Linked DNA regions of Homo sapiens: region 2 is linked to region 1. Evidence: chromatin loops called from intact Hi-C (ENCODE). Cell type or tissue: CD4-positive, alpha-beta T cell. All regions are shown on one strand. Each heading gives the region's core, and the rest is flanking DNA. Links, peaks and the distances in the headings are about the cores only.

Evidence for each region. Peaks named below come from ENCODE experiments on the same cell type or tissue, not always from the same donor. Only the 100,000 strongest peaks of a DNase experiment are listed, where the experiment ranks them.
Region 2: it touches region 1 in a loop (2.5-fold over the local background); 28 of 110 quality-filtered maps call a loop at or near these places.

What each region holds. Positions count from the first base shown.
Region 1 is chr3:46,212,344-46,215,257 of GRCh38, forward strand. It overlaps a transcript of CCR3 not described here. Among named protein-coding and RNA genes, the nearest start is that of CCR1, 5.5 kb to the left of the region's middle. In CD4-positive, alpha-beta T cell, for the core only: no CTCF peak of the experiment used is centred there; a DNase peak (open chromatin) is centred at 1,058; H3K4me3 peaks cover 479 bases; H3K27ac peaks cover 944 bases.
Region 2 is chr3:46,087,869-46,090,782 of GRCh38, forward strand. No RefSeq gene overlaps it. Among named protein-coding and RNA genes, the nearest start is that of XCR1, 62 kb to the left of the region's middle. RefSeq lists an enhancer at 1,631-1,680. In CD4-positive, alpha-beta T cell, for the core only: no CTCF peak of the experiment used is centred there; DNase peaks (open chromatin) are centred at 1,583, 2,033 and 2,493; H3K27ac peaks cover 1,027 bases.

The DNA.
Region 1 (2,914 bases), core at 1-2,500:
GGCTATTTCCAGAACACCAAAGTCAGATTGGTTACTGTCTCACAGATGGGCAAAAGTGGTTTTGGGAGATGTAAGAGGGTCTTAGGCAGTAGCACCCCAGGTCCCTCGACATCACCTCATTTCCCCCCTCTTGGCCCCCCTACCACACTCCTCTTGTCTTGTCTAATTTCTTTCCCCAGCCTCTCTTTCCACCTCCCCTCCTCACTGCATACTTCTTCTATCCAGGTGGTCATTTTTCCTCCTGCATCTCTGCCTCTTTTTGCCTGCCTGGCCTCTGGCCTCTCCAAGGTGCTCTCTCACCTCCCATTCTACAAACTCCAACTTGACAAACCAAGGAGAAAGGGGCCAAGACTTCTTTGCCCCCTCTCTCCCTACTCTCTGTCCTGCTCATCTATCCCACTGTGCTTCATCGTGTCCCAAAGTGAAAGAGGGCATTGGGCACATCAGTGTGAGATCCCTCACCATGGATCATCCAAGAGGCTGCCTCCTCCCTGAAGCCTTCCCATCCTCCATGACAGGAAGTCATCAATGAAAGACTGACGTAGCACCTCTGAGGTTTTTAAACTTCTTAGGGGGGTAGGGGGAGACCTGTGTTGAAACCTCATTGTATACATTGGGTACTTTTGACAGCAAATAACAAAGCAATGGACTCAAAATAGCTCAAAAAAGAAAAAGAAAAGAAATCATTGTTTTCTCACAAATCTAGATATTAGCTCTGGTTTGAAATTACTCTTTAACAGTCTCTTGTAATAATTCTTAATGATTTCACTATTCACATGTTTCTATTCGTCTTTACAGCCTAAAATACAACCTCAGAACTCAGGGGCTTGAAATCACAGTGACATTTTTTCTCGTGATTCTGTGAGTTAGATGAATCGTCCAAGGTGCTCTCACTCCCACATCTAGGGTTGGGGCCAGCTGTCAACTGTCAATTCACCTTTATGTGGCTGCTCATCTTCCAATCAGCTAGATAGACATGACATCTCATCTCTGTCTCAGGCCAGTTACGAGAGTACAAAATAGAAGCTGTAAAGCATTTTAAGGCATAACCTCAGAAGTCACATGATGCTGCTTTTGCAAGTAAGTCACAAAGCCAAGCCACATTCAAGGAGTCAGGAAATAGAAACTACCTTTTTTGGAAGAGCTACAAAGTCACATTGTAAAAGGCTGTGTGTACTCGGCTTGGAGGAGTTTGAGTCCGTAAATTATCTTCTACCACAATGCACAAATTTCCTCTAGTTCCATAGCCAAGTAGTTTCTTGAACTTCATCCCTCTAATGGTCTTGTCTTCCCCATACCTTGGTCACATATGCCCATGATCATAGCTCCTGAATCTTACTATCACTAATATCTGTAGCTCTTCATACTTCCTGCTGCCAGCATCCAGCCTCTGACCACCACCTCCTACATTTACTACTCACTGCCTCTAGCACCTCAACTCCAACAGTTCTTTAACCCCAGTGGGACCTCCAGTCCACTGATATTTTAATTTTCCACTGACCTTCAGCCTCCTCATGCCCTCACTTCCCATCATCTTAAAAATCCATGAGCCATCATTACAGTCTCTCCCTTAAACACACCCTCAATTCCTTTGCTCTTTTCTGATCCTGTCATGCCCACTTGGCAAAATTTTGGTCCTAGTTAGATCCAGCTCCCCCACTTGCATCTGTGAAGTTAAATATGGCCAGAGAAAATCACACAACCACAGTGACTAGGGTGGCTCTAAATGATGATAGCTGTATCCAAAGCATCCTTAATGCCCATCAACTGCATTCCCCTCTTTTAGACATTATTTCACACCTTTTGCCTTTTCCTTAAACCTCCAACACCACCTGTTATCCTCATTCTTAGCTGATGATCTTGTTTCCTATTTCGCTGAGAAAATGAAAGCCATCAGAAGAAACTTTCTACAAGCCCCCACCTCTCACCTCCCCTGCTACCGGTCACTTTTTTCCTGGACAGTTCTCTGCCTCCCACCTGTTACATGGCTGGATTCTCCATGTTCCTGTCTAAACCCATCCCTTCCGCTTGTGCAGGATCCCAACCTCTCTCACTCACTCAAGGACATTGCTCTATTGATTTTCTCTCATCTTGTCAGTTTTTCCTGCTCTATTGCATTATTCCTATCCGAGTTATTTAATTTAGCAGCTTCATCTGGGACTCAGGTTCCTCCCATCTTTCTGCTCTGACATGTTCAGACCACCTCTGCTCAGGGATGTGGCTGCTGGGGTCACACTGAGGTATGAGGACATCTAACAGAGAAAAGGGCTGCCTTTTCTTTTTGCCAATTTATAGAAATAAGGAGCCCTGATGTTCTGTGATAAAACAGCCACTTGTGAGCCAGATCCTCTGGGGAGACCAGTAGATAGTGCCTCCACCTTTCCTCCCTGGGCAAGCAGAGGGTAATGGATGCTGCAGGGCAGTGTGGATGATGTAGGGAAGCCCCTTCCCTCAGGTCTTCTGGCACAGTGAAGTGCTTAGCAGAAAGCAGACACTGGGGGGCAGGATTTGAGAGCCTGTGAATGAACCAAGAGCACATTATCCCCTCCCAATGTCCCTTCCTGTCCCCAAACACACAAGTTTCTGGGGTGGTTCCTGCTGGCAGAGAGCCTGAGAGCATGGCCATTGTACCTGAAGAGGCTGGTGCCAAGAGCTGCCAACTAGAACCTGGTAGGTCTGTAATCTAAGTGCTCGCAAGAATGGGGCAGTGGCTCATTGTGGTTTGAGGCTGGCAGGGGGTCAGGCAGGAATGAAGAGCTGATAATGATCCTTGTACTCCAAACCTAAGCTCCAGACAGTCACATGTGTGTTCCTGTCACTTATTACATCCAGTCTGAGTGCTCATGCTGGTATTTGTTCCCTTACACCTCATCCATCACACAGCTATTAAGCATGTGTTCTCTCTGTCAAGCAT
Region 2 (2,914 bases), core at 415-2,914, 120 kb before region 1:
ACAGGGTTCAGGAGAGGCCCAGTGGTCTCATGGTTTTTTCTCTCACACTCCCTCCTTTCTCCATCACTCTCCCAATCACACTCTAGCTGAACTGACCCCTTTGCTCCCCCAAATATGCCTGTGCTTTCCAGTGTTCTGCTCATTTAATACATTGGTCTCTCGTATTTTTCTGTTTTGTCCACTAGAGAGAGGTCTTCTCTTCTTAAAGACAATTCCTCCTCCTGCTTCACAGCCTAGCAGCCACTGCGCTGTGGAAATGTGGTTGGTCTGAATTGAGGTGTGCTTACATACAAACCATACGCCAGATATTGAAGACTTAGTACAATAAAGAGAATGTAAAACATCTTATTAATACATGCAATCAGTTGATTACATGTTGAAATGATATTTTAGATCTATTCAATAAATAAAAGATAATATTAAAATTAATTTCACATTTATTTATTTACTTATTACCAACTCGGTCTTACTCTGTCACCCAGGCTAGAGTGCAGTGGCATGATCTGGCTCACTGCAGCCTCAAACTCATGAGCTTTAGCAATCCTCCCACCTCAGCCTCCTGAGTAGCTTGGACTCCAGATGCCCACCATCACACCTGGCTAATTACCTATTTATTTTTAGATTTAAAAAAATGTAGCTACCAATTTTTTTTTTTTGAGATGGAGGCTCACTCTGTCACCCAGGCTGGAGTGCAATGGCACGATCTTGGTTCACTGCAACCTCTGCCTCCGTCTCCCGGGTTCAAGTGATTCTCCTGCTTCAGCCTCCTGAGTGGCTGGGATTACAGGTGTGTGCCACCACGCCCAACTAATTTTTGTATCTTTAGTAGAGACGGGGTTTTACCATATTGGTCAGGCTGGTCTTGAACTCCTGACCTCGTGATCCGCTCCCCCTCGGCCTCCCAAAGTGTTGGGATTACAGGCGTGAGCCACCGCGCCAGGCCTAACAGAAATTGAAAATTGCATATGTGACTCACTTTATATTTCTATTGGACAGCACTGGTGTAGGGGATGCCTCCTCATGGCAAACTCCAAGGTAACTCTGAAGAACCCTAAGGCTCCAAGGAACCCAGGCTGAAAACCATTAGGTTGATTTGACTCATGAGGAAACTGAGGCTGGAATTGGCCAACAACTTGTTCATGGCTATCGAAGTGGTAGAATGTTGAATTTACATGAAAACCCAGATGTTCTATGCCCTGTTTGTTTTTTTCTCTCCTATCCTGGAGGTGCTTGGATACCATGTGAGGATGTAGGCACAAGCCACTCTGCTGGGCCTTTGAGGTCCTTCATCAGAAAGCTTCACCATCTCAAGTCTGTCTTGGCTGGAGACCCTGGAGACAAGCAGTGACTGCTCCGCCCTTCTTGCCCTCTTGTCTTAAACTACCCTTTTGACTTGCCCAATCCCAGTCCTGCTCCCAGGACCATAGTAACTCTTGCTGGAATAAGTCCAATCTAGTTGGAAGGATGAGAAAACAGAGACAGCTTGGCTTTGTCACTCGCTGACCCCATGACCACAACACTCAGCTCACTGCTGAGCACTCACATAGCCCAGGCCTCTCTTGTGCATGGGTGACTGGTATCCACATGGCCAGTGACTCACATGGGAACTGAAAGCTCCCTTTGGTGGGGCAACTTCTCTAAAGTAGCCCCATGAATCAGCAGTGTGGGGTGCTGGAAAGCAAGGGCTGACCCTGACTTGCAGTCAGTCAGGGACCCTGAGCAGAAGCCCCTGCATCACAGGCTTCCACCACAGCCCGGAAGAGTTGCAGCACTGTGGGCCAGTGGTAGTTCCATGTATAGCACGAGTGGAGGCCCAAGATGCATGTGCATGTATGGGCCTAAGAGGTCTCCATGAATTGTTTCTCTGGGTGGTAGAGAACCCAAGCAAGTGGGAGCCAAGAGTATCTACCCCCGTCCCTGACTCTGTTTCCTGTGAGAGGGGCTGTGTTGGCCCAGGCCTGAGTGTGCCAGGGTTGCTTGGGCAACCACTGCCCCATGCCTGCAGTCTCATCTCTCCTTCTGAAGCCAAATCAGAGAAGTGCAGACTCATGGGGCTATGAGGAAACCCATGTTGTGTGGATCAGCAGTCACAAGGTGAAGGCTCTCTTCCCACTTCTTCCGCAGCTCTAGCTGTGTGGCTTTGAGCTAGTTGCTATATGTCTCTGAGACTTCATTTCTAATTTATGTAATAGGTATATTAATGTTAGTTATACTTTGCTATATAAACAAATCAAGACTTCGTGGCTTAAACAATAAACATTTCTTATACAGTTTCTGTGGGTCAGGAATTTGGGAGTGACTACACAGGGTGGTTTCAGCTTAGGGTCTTTCAGGTATGGAGTTCCTTTGACAAGGTACCTGGCTTCCTCCAGAGTGAGCGATCTAAGACAGCAAGACAGAATTCACACTGTCTTTTATGACTAACCTTTGAAGTCAAGTTCTGTCATTTCTACACTACCCTATTAGTCACAAAAGTCAATGCTATTCAAGGATGGTGCAAACGACTGTGGGCCGTCTGAGGCTGGCTAGCACAATGGAGTTATTAATATCTGCCCTGCCCATCTTACAGAACCATTGAGAGGTTTGGTTTGCACACCCACAGCAAGGAAAATCAGCACCCAGAGGATGCATCTGTGAAGAGTCAAGGCAGCATCTGCTAAAAACAGCTGGTGAAGGGGCTTCTGGGGCTGGAGCCTGGAGACATCAGAAGAAGCTCCGTGAGGAACACGGGGAGAGTCAGCTGTGAAGTTTGGCAGCTCAGAAGCCTTCCTAATGGGAGAGTGGCAAGGTTCCATTGAAGATGGGCATGTGGGATGGGAGAAGTCGCTGTGGTCATTTTTGGAAAATACAGTCTCTCATAAAGGACCAGAGTAATCTCCCATATTTGAAGGCCTGTATTGAGTCATGATTGAAT